Regions from separate parts of the Homo sapiens genome. Here region 2 is linked to region 1. Evidence: chromatin loops called from intact Hi-C (ENCODE). Cell type or tissue: B cell. All regions are shown on one strand. Each heading gives the region's core, and the rest is flanking DNA. Links, peaks and the distances in the headings are about the cores only. Region 1 holds the start of LOC91450 (a long non-coding RNA gene). Region 2 overlaps IDH3A (isocitrate dehydrogenase (NAD(+)) 3 catalytic subunit alpha).

The links. Hi-C counts contacts between places; a loop is a spot of excess contacts. Peaks named below come from ENCODE experiments on the same cell type or tissue, not always from the same donor. Only the 100,000 strongest peaks of a DNase experiment are listed, where the experiment ranks them.
Region 2: a loop joins it to region 1, with 20 times the contacts of the local background. A loop is called at or near these places in 2 of 110 quality-filtered maps.

Annotation. Positions count from the first base shown.
Region 1 is chr15:77,992,069-77,997,436 of GRCh38, reverse strand. TBC1D2B (TBC1 domain family member 2B) reads left to right here. Exons shown (of 13, transcript NM_144572.2): 13 at 1-2,452. LOC91450 (a long non-coding RNA gene) reads left to right here and starts at 3,212. Exons shown (of 1, transcript NR_026998.1): 1 at 3,212-4,204. It also overlaps the pseudogene ADAMTS7P3. In B cell, for the core only: a CTCF peak has its summit at 2,350 (motif pointing right); a DNase peak (open chromatin) is centred at 3,266; H3K27ac peaks cover 1,280 bases.
Region 2 is chr15:78,168,427-78,173,794 of GRCh38, reverse strand. IDH3A (isocitrate dehydrogenase (NAD(+)) 3 catalytic subunit alpha) reads right to left here. Exons shown (of 11, transcript NM_005530.3): 11 at 1,850-4,873. The coding sequence ends at 4,790. ACSBG1 (acyl-CoA synthetase bubblegum family member 1) reads left to right here. Exons shown (of 14, transcript NM_015162.5): 13 at 1-202; 14 at 2,266-5,368. The coding sequence ends at 2,351. Among named protein-coding and RNA genes, the nearest start is that of IDH3A, 22 kb to the right of the region's middle. In B cell, for the core only: no CTCF peak of the experiment used is centred there; DNase peaks (open chromatin) are centred at 334, 2,264 and 5,014; H3K4me3 peaks cover 600 bases; H3K27ac peaks cover 5,000 bases.

The sequences.
Region 1 (5,368 bases), core at 321-5,320:
GCTGCTCTGTCCCCAGCTTGCCCCGTGCCAGGCATGGCTCTGTGAGATTCTGTGGAATGCCCTTCTTGACTTGTGGAAATCATTCACCAAGTACGATGGGATGGGATTCCAAGTAAACAGTGGACCGTCATATTGCAAAGCAGGCCCACGCCTGGGCTGGCCTTGGTTGAGGGGATGGAGGAATGTTTTCGGGGGTGCTTTGCAGGGCAGTGGTGCAGCCGCAGCGTGAACGCTCTTGGACAGCTGAAAACCATGGCCTCCTTGGGGATGGCCAGTGCTCCTGGTGTCTCCACCTGCCTGGGTTGTGCAGGAGGCCGGCTGCCAGTGCCTGGGGCTGGGAAACTTTTTTGCTTGGGGCAGGCTTGGGTGAGCTCTCCCAGATGTGTGCCCACCCCACCACTGCCTGGAACATCCTTGTTCTCTGCCAGGATGCAGGGGCACTGTTGCCTCTGACACAGCAGTTTCTGGGAACTCAGAGGACTGCCTTTCTGAAGGCTGGGGAGAGGCTTTGAGCAAGGAGCTTGTTTTTGCTTAATCGCTCTAGACCATCCCTGATGCGTAGATGTGAGAGGATGTTTTCTGGCACAGTGTTATGAAAATACAAGATAAATGATCTCAGTGGAATGTTTCATATTACCCGAAAAAAACTGGAAATCATCCTTTGTTGTGAACACACTGAGACTAAGAATTGAAGCAATGCAGTTTTAAGAAGTATTTTTCCTATTTTTTGCTGTCAACTTTTTGGCAATGCCACGGCAAAGTTGGTGTTTCAGCACATGCTAGAGTGAGCTCCGGCTTCGTGTCTTTAACCAACTCCACTAATGTTTCACTGGGTAGACGGAGCTGGCCTCTATATTTAGCCAGAAGCCTTTGCCTCTTTTCAGGCATCAAAAATGGGTTTTGTCATTGTCTTTGTCTTTGAGAGCAGCAGTTTGAGGTCTGACTCCTTCAGTTGTCCTGTGAGCTGGGCGTTGCAGTCTGCTCGAATCAAGTGTTGGAACCCCCCCCACCCCTCAGCCCATCGTGAAACGACAGCTGTCAGCCTGGGGGGCGGCTGCTGAGGAGGTGCAGCAGGAATGGGGCTGGGCCCTGAGGTTTTACTTTCCGAGCCAATGGCCCCTGGAACATGCCAGCACACACTGCCATGTCCTGGGGCTAAGAGCTGCCTTTAGGGACAGGCTCGTGTTGTCCAGTTTGCCCTGAGAGATGCACCTGACCAGGGGCCCGTCGTGGCTGCAACCCACGGTGGTATGTTAGTGTTTCCAGGCAGTTGTCAGCAGCTGCCGGGCAGTGTGTGTGTGCGACAGCAGGAGAGTTCCTGGAGGAAAGGGACTGGGGACACTTTCTCAGAGGTTCTCCTGCCTGGAATCAAGTGATGCGTGTCCAGAAGGCAAGAGAGGGCGGCTCCGCCTGGTTAAAGTTTGGGAACGGGACGGAGCCAACTCCTCCTTCCAGGACTGTGGGCCCCACTCTTTTGCGCTAACACTTCCCCTCCCTCGGGTCACTGAGGAAAGAGCTGCTCTGTCCCCTCCAGTGCCCTGAAGGTCCCTGGCCTCCACTGGCTGCCATGGCAGGGGGCCCTTCTGACAGGGGCTGCCCCAAGCTGCTGTTCCTCCTCTGAACCTTCACCCCAACACCCAGCCCGTGGCCCCTGCAAGGGGGACCCTGCCAGCTGGGAAACCCAAAGGCCTGTCCAAACGTGCGCACCAGGACCGAGGGGAGCTCCCTCCCAACACCTGCTAGGAATTGCCAACTTTTAAATGGATGGGGTTTTTTATGGGTTGAACCTCTGTTAATACTTTTGTACACTCTCACTACAGTTTATATTTTTATAGGCTATTTTCTCAAGGTGTTTCTAGATTCCACATATCTATTTTATATAACAAGTTATTATGTTATGTGTGTGACTCCCTTGTGTGTATCTGTGCCAGCCTCAGCCTCCGAGTTGCTTTTCCCTCTGGCCCTGACTCTCACTGACTCACCGATGTGATGTGCAGGCCCACTTCTTACCCCAGATAGCCTCGGGCGCTGCCTGTAGTCATGCTGACAGCTGTACAGTAGCCGCCAAGACTGCTGACAGCTGGAGACGGTTCTGGTTTCAACTACGGTATATTGATATCGGAAGTATTCTAGACAGATCCTCGGTTGGGTTTTCTAGCTACATGTTTGTATTGCACAGATCCCCACCTGCCATCCTATAGTGTTGTCTTCCTGTGTGTTCCGGGGCTTCTGGGCAGCTGGGCCTGCCCGGGGAAGTCCTTGCAGGTGGGAGGCCATACAGAGACCCACTGTGTGCCACTGAACGTCCCACTGCTGCTGGGCAACTGGAGGACTGCAGGGGGCGCCAGGTGACTCTCTCCTTTTATATCACAGCAGCTCCTGTGCTGACCTTCAAGTTACGTTTTGGAACTGTAATACTAAAGGAAGAAATAAACTACTAATTTGTATAATATTCTGCATTGAAATTCAGTTATAGTCACTGGTGATGGGGCTCACCCCAAGGGCTTGGAGGGTGGGGCAGGGCTTATTGGTGTTGCGGGGGGCGAGGAGGGGCTCTCCAACCTTCCAGCCTGGCGTTTCTGGGTGTCTCTGCCCTTGGCTCACCCTGGGGCGGGTGCATCAGGATGCCTTTGCCAGCAGGGGCAGCCTTGGGAGGCCCCAAGAACCATGGCCAAGCTGCAGGTGTGGGCTGGGGGCACCGAGGTGGGAAAGCCGGAAGCTGGAGACTCCCTGTGTCCGGATAACCCCCCGCCCAGCCACAAAGAACAGGCATGCCTCCTTCCGCCAGCTGTGCCATGCCCTGCCTGAGTCACAGGCTTGTTTGTCTCCTGCCTGGGCTGACAGCTCAGGCCCAGCTGCCACTGGGCACACCCGCAGTCATCAGTGGAAAACACCCAAGAATGATAAAGACCAAAGGGGTTCCCATAGGGGTGTTTCGGGGTGGCTCCAGCAAGGATTCCCAGACAGGGCAGGCCAAGGCCTGGCAGGCTTTTCTCTTCTGCGGACATGGATTCAGCGAGGCTGGGGGTTCCTGGAGTCACGCAGCAGAGCGGCGGCGGCAGAGCTGGGGCAGAGCTGGGACAGGGACTGGCTCCGTGTGTGGGTCAGGAGCAAGTCGACAGGCCCTGCTCCCCACCCCTTGGAAGGGAGTGCCACCAGGGGCCGTTCTGACTAAGGCCTGGGAAGCCATGACTCAGAGCTTGGGTCCCTAGAGTCTCTTTGGGCCAGCCGGGCTGCTGCAGACAGACAGGAAGCACGCCTGACGCTCCTCTACCCTCGGGCAGCACAGCGGGGCTGGGACTCACTCTAGCTTGCCCAGCAACTTGCTTTCCTGTGTGAACTCTGGCAGGCTGCCCTCTCTGTGCAAAGCTGCCACTGGGGCCTGCTCAGGGTGGCCTGGAACTTGGAGGTGGGCAGTCAGGGCCTAGGATGGGCCTGTGTCACCAGGGCATGTGCCCTTGGGCCAGTTACTTCCTCTCAGAGCCTTGGGCTCCTCCTCTGAGGATGGGGCTTGTTGGTGTGAAATGAGGTGAGCATGTTGAGTTGGGGAGCAGCAGGACACGCACCTGCAGGCAGCCGCCCTGGCCACGCTCCCTCCCTACCTTCCGAGTCCTGGGACAGACACAGTAGAGCACAGCGGGCCAGCCTGCTCTCTTCTCTGTCTACTTTTTGCAGAAGAGTCAACAGATACAACAGGCCCAGGGAGGTGCCCCTGGGGGCCCCAGTCCCCATCACTCCAAGGGGCAGTCCTGCAAGTGACAAGGTGGGCCCAATCCCTGTGGAACAGGTCTCTGAGGACCACAGAGTGGGGCCCCAGGGAAAGCTGGGAGCCGAGCTAGAGGCAGGCAGCAAGTAAGGGCCAAGCTGTGCCCCTGCCCGGAAGACCTTCCTGCCCCCAGAACCCGACCCTCCGCAGATAGCCCTCCCTGGGCAGCAGCCCCCCAGCTTCCAAGGCCCGTGCCTCACCAGACGCCATGCTCTCACGGACTTGTTTGCTGCTCTGTACCCTGCAGATCTGCCCCAGAGGAGCAGGTGAAAAGCCGCGCCTGCCGAGGTGCTGTGGCGGTGGAGTTTTGGGCAGAGGAGTGGGGGGAAGAGTTTCTCACTTTTAAGATTCTCCAAATCCAAGATGAAGTCATGCTGTGCTTTGGAATGGTAGATGCTCATTTATGTAAAATCATAATAAATGTTACACAAACTGTTAGAATAAAAAAATACTTTTTTTGAGGGGGGAGGAGGTCCCCAGCCTGCCGCTGGATAGTGAGAGGGGGTTAGCACCATTAGGGCGTAGGGCGTAGGGCGTAGGGGGCAGGAGCTCCGCCACAGCCCATGGTGGGCACTGAGGTCTGTTGGTCGGTCTGTGCATCCTGGCACGGTCAGTGGCAGGCAACCCGCTGATGGCCTCGGGAGCGGGCGCCGTGGCTGGGCGGAGAGCACGAGCGGCAGCAGTGGGTGCGGACAGTGGGCAGCTGGCAGCAGCCCACTAGGTGCAGCGTCTCGCAGAACCTGAAGGACAGGTGGTCCCGCTTATAGCCTGGAGTGGGGGGAGTGGGGGGAGTGGGGGGAGTGGGGGGGAGTGGGGGGGGAGTGGGGGGGAGTGGAGTGGGGGGGGAGTGGGGGGGAGTGGGGGGAGTGGGGGGGCGGGGGATTGGGGGGGGTGGGGGGGCGGGGGGGGCATCAGAACCTGGCTCCCCACCCCAACCACCTTAAGGAGGCTCCAGCAGCTCCCCACCAAGCAGAGTGCCCCGGTTTCAAGGTCACACGTCTCCAGCTGTTGCTATTTCTGTCCCACCTGCTCATGGCCAACCCCAGGATTCAAGAACGGGCGCTGCTGGGCTGAAGTTTCTGGAGGAAAGGTCTTGAGACCCCACCCTGACCCCCTCACATGCCCATAAAAGAGCCTGCCCAGGGTGACACCCTGCCACCCCATCTCCATACTTGCTCACCCCTGGTATTCCCCGACAGATCCTGGCACAGAACTGAGGTCCCAGGGGCCTCCTGCCAGCCTGCAGCAACCTCTGCCGTCCACTCCCGCCACCTCCCCCTGCTCCAGTGCACCTATCCTGCCAGGCCTCTGTGACCACCTCCAGCCACGGGGGCTGTACACAGCCTCGGGTTCTGAGTCACAGGGTCCCATCTCCCAGGCCAGCCTCCCACTTCTCAGGTGGGCCACAAAGCCTAGAGTGAGTGGGCCTTACAGGCCATCAGTGGAAACCAGGGACTGAGCCCAGGCCCAGTGGGGAGGGAGGCCAGCTGCAGGCTGTGCTTGTCAGGGCTGAGGCTTGGCTGGGCCCTCCTGCCCCATGGTTATCAGAGCTATTTTGGGATGTGGCTTGTTTCCAGCCTCCTAGCCTTGCTCCTGCTGCTG
Region 2 (5,368 bases), core at 176-5,175, 180 kb before region 1:
GAACAAGCTATGGAGTTCTGCCAGAGGGTGGGCAGCAGAGCCACCACAGTGTCCGAGATCATAGAGAAGAAGGATGAGGCCGTGTACCAGGCCATCGAAGAGGGGATCCGGAGGGTCAACATGAACGCGGCGGCCCGGCCCTACCACATCCAGAAGTGGGCCATTCTCGAGAGAGACTTCTCCATTTCGGGTGGAGAGTTGGGTAGGTTTTTCCTTTTCACCATTGCAAGGGCTGTGTGGGAAGGCAGAGGCCATGGCAGTGCCTAGGAGGTGCCTGTTAGGAAGCAGCCACGGCAAAGAGAAGGTCATGGCAGGAATCTGGGTGACACCCATCTACTTCCTGTTAGAGGACATTGATGGCTCCATGCATGGGCTTGTGGTTATGTGGAGTCTGTTGAATGTATAAGATATGTGCTAGAACTTCCTTTTTTTTTTTTTTTTTTTTTTTTTGAGATGGAGTCTCGCTGTGTCACCCAGGCTAGAGAGCAATGGCACGACCTTGGCTCACTGCAACCTGCACCTCGCGGGTTCAAGTGATTCTCCTGCCTCAGCCTCCCGAGTAGCTGGGATTACAGGCATGGGCCACCATGCCCGGCTAATTTTGTATTTTTAGTAGAGACATGGTTTCTCCATGTTGGTCAGGCTGGTCTCGAACTCCCGACCTCAGGTGATCCGCCCGCCTCGGCCTCCCAAAGTGCTGGGATTACAGGCGTGAGCCACTGCGCCCAGCTGATATGTGCTAGAACTTTCTAATCTGAACATGACATTTAACTTGGCCTTGACTATGGGACTGTTTTCTCCGAAAATCACAATGGAACTACCAGGCCAACACCAAGGCCCTGCTAGTGTTCAGCCTGGAGTCACGTGGTTCTAGGGGTGAGAGTACTGTGATCTTCCGGAAAGTCAGCTTGTGTGACAAAGGGATAAGGCTGTTCCGGACCACTGCCCACAGAACCAGGAGAGGGCTCTGGTGCAGCCTCAGCTGAAGTCACTCTTGGCTGTAGCCAAGAGATGTTCATGGGATGTTCATAGAACAGGAGAGGTAGAAATGGTTATGCCAGTGTGATTCCCTCAAATCCATCACGGCTGAACCCAGATGCAATTGTCTACAGCAAAGCTGAGCTGCAATCAGAGACCTTGAGCTTATCTGGCTGTCTGCTGCCAGCATATTGAACGCAAGGTCAGAGAGACAGAAGATGTCTTCACTAAGCAGTTAATATAATGACTTTAACACAGAAAGTTTCCAGTTACACAGTCAAGAGTGAGTTAGGCACTTTAAGCTACCCAGGACCTCAAATCAGAGCTCTTTCAAACTTGCTTTTGGGGGATAAATCAAGGTTAAGAAAAGTAATTAGGGGAAGACCTCTCATAAAGACCATGGCAGAGGCTCCCCATAACCTGGGCTTCCCCTACCCCCATCACAACCATCAAAGCATAATGTCCAACGTTGTATAAACGTTCACAAAAATGCAGAGATGATGTGTACTAGCTATCTAATACATTGCTGTGTAACAAATGACCCCAAAAATGTAGCAGCCTAAAGCAGTAAACATTTATTATCCACATTTCTATGGGTCAAGAATCCAGGAACAGCTTAGCTGAGTGGTTCTGGCTTGGGTCTCACGGGATTACAGTCAATGTGAGCTGGGTGCAGTCACTTGCAGCTGAGGCTCACCTCCGCGCTCACTTACGTGGCTGTCGGCAGGCCTCAGCTCCTTGCTGTCTGCTGGCCAGAAACATCCGTGTGTGGCCAGTGGGCCTCTCATGGGCTGTGTATCCTCACAACATGGCAGCCGGCTTGCCCAGGAAGAATGGTCCAAGAGAAAGCCCAAGACAGAAACCTAGTCTATTTTTTAATTGCTTCAACAATTTATTCATTCAAGAGATGGAACAAATAAATCCATTTCAGAGAAAATGGACTGAGGGTCAAAACTGGGTACAGGTCAAGGAAAAGGCAGATGTAGCTTACACTACTTTCCTATGTGTATAAAAGAAACTGATCTTTTATAACCTATTCTCAGAGGTGACATACCAACCCTTCATCTATACTCCACTGGCCACAACCAGTGGTATAACACAGGAGACTACACACAAGCCATATGAATACCAGGAGCGATCACTGTCTTGGAGGCTGGCTACTGACGGTCCTGATTATCTGGCTTAATTCCTGAGTTATATATAGGACTGAGTGTGAGTCTTTACCACACACATTCTCAGAGTTCTCAGAGCCTGGGCCTCACTCATTTCTTCTCATTTCCCTTTTAGGTCCCACGATGAAACTGAAACGGCTCACAGTTTTGGAGAAGTACAAAGGTATCATTGACTCCTTTTACCAAGAGCAAAAAATGTAATCAGGGCCTATGCCTGCAGTTTCTATAGAATAGAGGGCAGGCGTTCCGAGCCTCTTCCTGAGCCCCAGGTCTCTTCAGTCTGGGCACAGGCATTTCTGCCAAGTCTGTTAGATCTCCAGGTCAGGGCACAGCACTGGCTCTACATTTACCAGGTCTTACGCCAACAATAGCTGACAATTCCAAGAAGCTTCACGTGTGGGTAGTTTTAATTCAGTTTAAGTATTGCTTTTTGTTCAGGTGACAAATGAGATCAGCTCTCCTTCCAGAACGAAAGGGCTGATAATTTTTGGCCTTAGTTCCAGGTAGATTAAAAAGCTGCTAGCTCACATACAGGACAGCCAGCAGTAGGCTGTGGAGCGGGTAGGAGAGAGATGGCTGATACTGCTCACGTGCGCTGCAGGAAAAGCAATCAGTCACAACTCACCTAGCGACCTGACTTACTCTGGAATCTTGGCGGGCATCGCCGACCCTATTATTCCATTACCAGGCACTCCGCCACCCACATGCCAACTGACTTGATGCTTAATAAAACTGCTGCTGCCTGTTTGATTCTATTTAATGTATAATTTGAATATTAAACCTTTTAACAGAACTGTCAACAAGGACCTGATTTTTTTTGTCAATTGAGCAGGTGGGACCAGTGCAGAGAGTAGTGGGCATTTAACTCACAGGACTGTGCACAGCGGGCATGCGAGTGACCATTAGTGCCCTGGAATAAACAAAGGTGCAGGATGGGGTCAAGTGGCGCATTCTCATAAAAGCAGCCAGCTCTACGTTAGCCTGTCGCCACCAGACCACCCCACTTCCATTCTGAATACGGGAAGCAGCCATTCTCAGTAGCAAGCTGAGCCAAAATGACCGAAGGCATCTGAACAGGAAACAGGTAGAGAAAGCAAACATCTCAGTTTTGGAATTCTTTATTACTTTGAACCCAAGAGCCACTGATAACTGGCACAATCCAATGAAACAGAGGAAGCAGCAGCTTAAACAAAGGAAAATACATTTAAGATTATAAGTCTGGGGGGGCGGTTACAAGCTTAAAAAGTGACCCAGACAGGGATATCATTGCTAAAAAAAAAAAAATCCCCTTGTGACCTGGGTACATTTTGCAAAGCCACAGGTTTGCAATGTTACACAAGGGCCAAAGGAGGCCATGAGTTGTCTTTGGTTGTGGGGACAGAGGGTAACTGTTCATGAAAATAGTGAGTGTCTGAAGATTAAGAAAATCATGCTGCAGCAGAGGAGAAGGGAGAGGAAGACAGGAAGGGAAAGGAGATGCCTGAGGGTCAAAAGCTGAGCCCAAGCCTAAGCCCAAGCTCAAGCTCAAGCCCCAGCATGGCATAATTTTGTGAATTAACTCAGGCTGAGTTGCCTCCAGTCTTTGGAATGTCATCTTATACTGGTACTGCTGAGGCAGAGGGCAGTAATTGGTGCTTTGGGATAGGAGAAGGGGCAGTTGCTGAAATACAAAATTAATAGCATCCCAAGTTCCTCAATTGCAGCCAAAATACATGTGTTCGGGCCTTTCGGCAGTATCGCCCCCAGAACTACCTGCTGTAGTGTGGTCCATTCCCAGACAGCAACATGCAAGAATAAGTTTACAATACACTCAGCCCTTCTGGCTTCAGATCAGGGGCTCAGAGGCTGTGACAACTCATGATGCTGAAAATGTATCCAGTGAAAATGAAGTACTAGCTCTCTGCTTCATTAAAAGCTCTTGGAAAGAATATTAAATCTCAAGACAACAAAATAATTGAACACACAATACATTTGTGTCTTTGTATCCAATATATTACCTTTGTCTTATTAACAAAAATTATATCTCTCATTATATATTTCTTGGATCTGAAGTTTTTATTCACACTCAGTAATTTCTGTAAAGGACAAATCTGTCTCTATTTTCCATATCATTTAGAAATATACCACATTCACTCTTTTTGATGTGAACTTTCCCAGGAAAATTCTCTTGTGCCCATTTAGTTTTAGAAGAGTGTCATTTTGTGCTATTATGTCAATATCCTGTTTTATTTCCATTATGTTTTTCAAAAACCGAAGAAAATAAGGTTTTTCTTAAAAAGTTAGACATTTTCTCTTGTTAATTCTGTATCCTGTTATTTACAGCTGAAGAGAAACTATTTTAACTTAAGTGTAAAATGGTTTAGAATAGCAAATGATACAGTCCACTCAGAGTTTACAAAAAAAACATTTACCAGGTAGACACTTAATAAATAAAACAAGCACTTGGAAAAAGTTCTTTGAAAACAGACCTAGGGACATCCACCTGCATCTTTTGCACAGATTTTGTTAAGAAAAGGCCAGATCTAAAAATGTACTGTCAAGAAACAAGCAAACCAATGCATACATACGTAGGTATTCTAAACAGAGGTTCATGTGGTGTCCATTTAGAGTGACTGATGTAAATGCCAGTTGTAGAAGTGTTAATCTAAATCTTTTACTCGGCGACAGATTTCCTCTGTGAAGTCTGAGCATTTTGCATTGCCTCCCAAATCTTTTGTCAAGCTCTGAGAAAAGGAAAAAGCAAAAATAAAAGATGTATCCGCAAACTAAACTAAACCAAGGAGATTTTAAAGCCCTCAGTGAGATGCCACCTGGGCAAGTTACTCGGCTGCTCTTTCATTTAGTTCCTCATTTCAAAGTGAGGAACCACTCCACCACCATCTACCCAGCCCAGGAGGATCGGGATCCAATCTCATAGTGTATACAACAGCACTCTGCAAAGAATAAGGTGCTCTTGATGCAAAGGGAGGCAGGGAGCTTTACCAAAATTTTCCCTTTGTTCACACAATAGACCCTAACCCAGATTAGTTGGTCATGGATATTTAAATAAAAGCGAATCTAAATAAGAAGTTTCATAAAAATCCTTGGGAAATATGTCTCAGGAATAGACCTGAGACATATTTTGATCTATTTTTGTTTTTATTATTATTTTTTTTTTAGATGGAGTCTCACTCTGTTGCCCAGGCTGGAGTGCAGTGGCACGATCCCAGCTCACCACA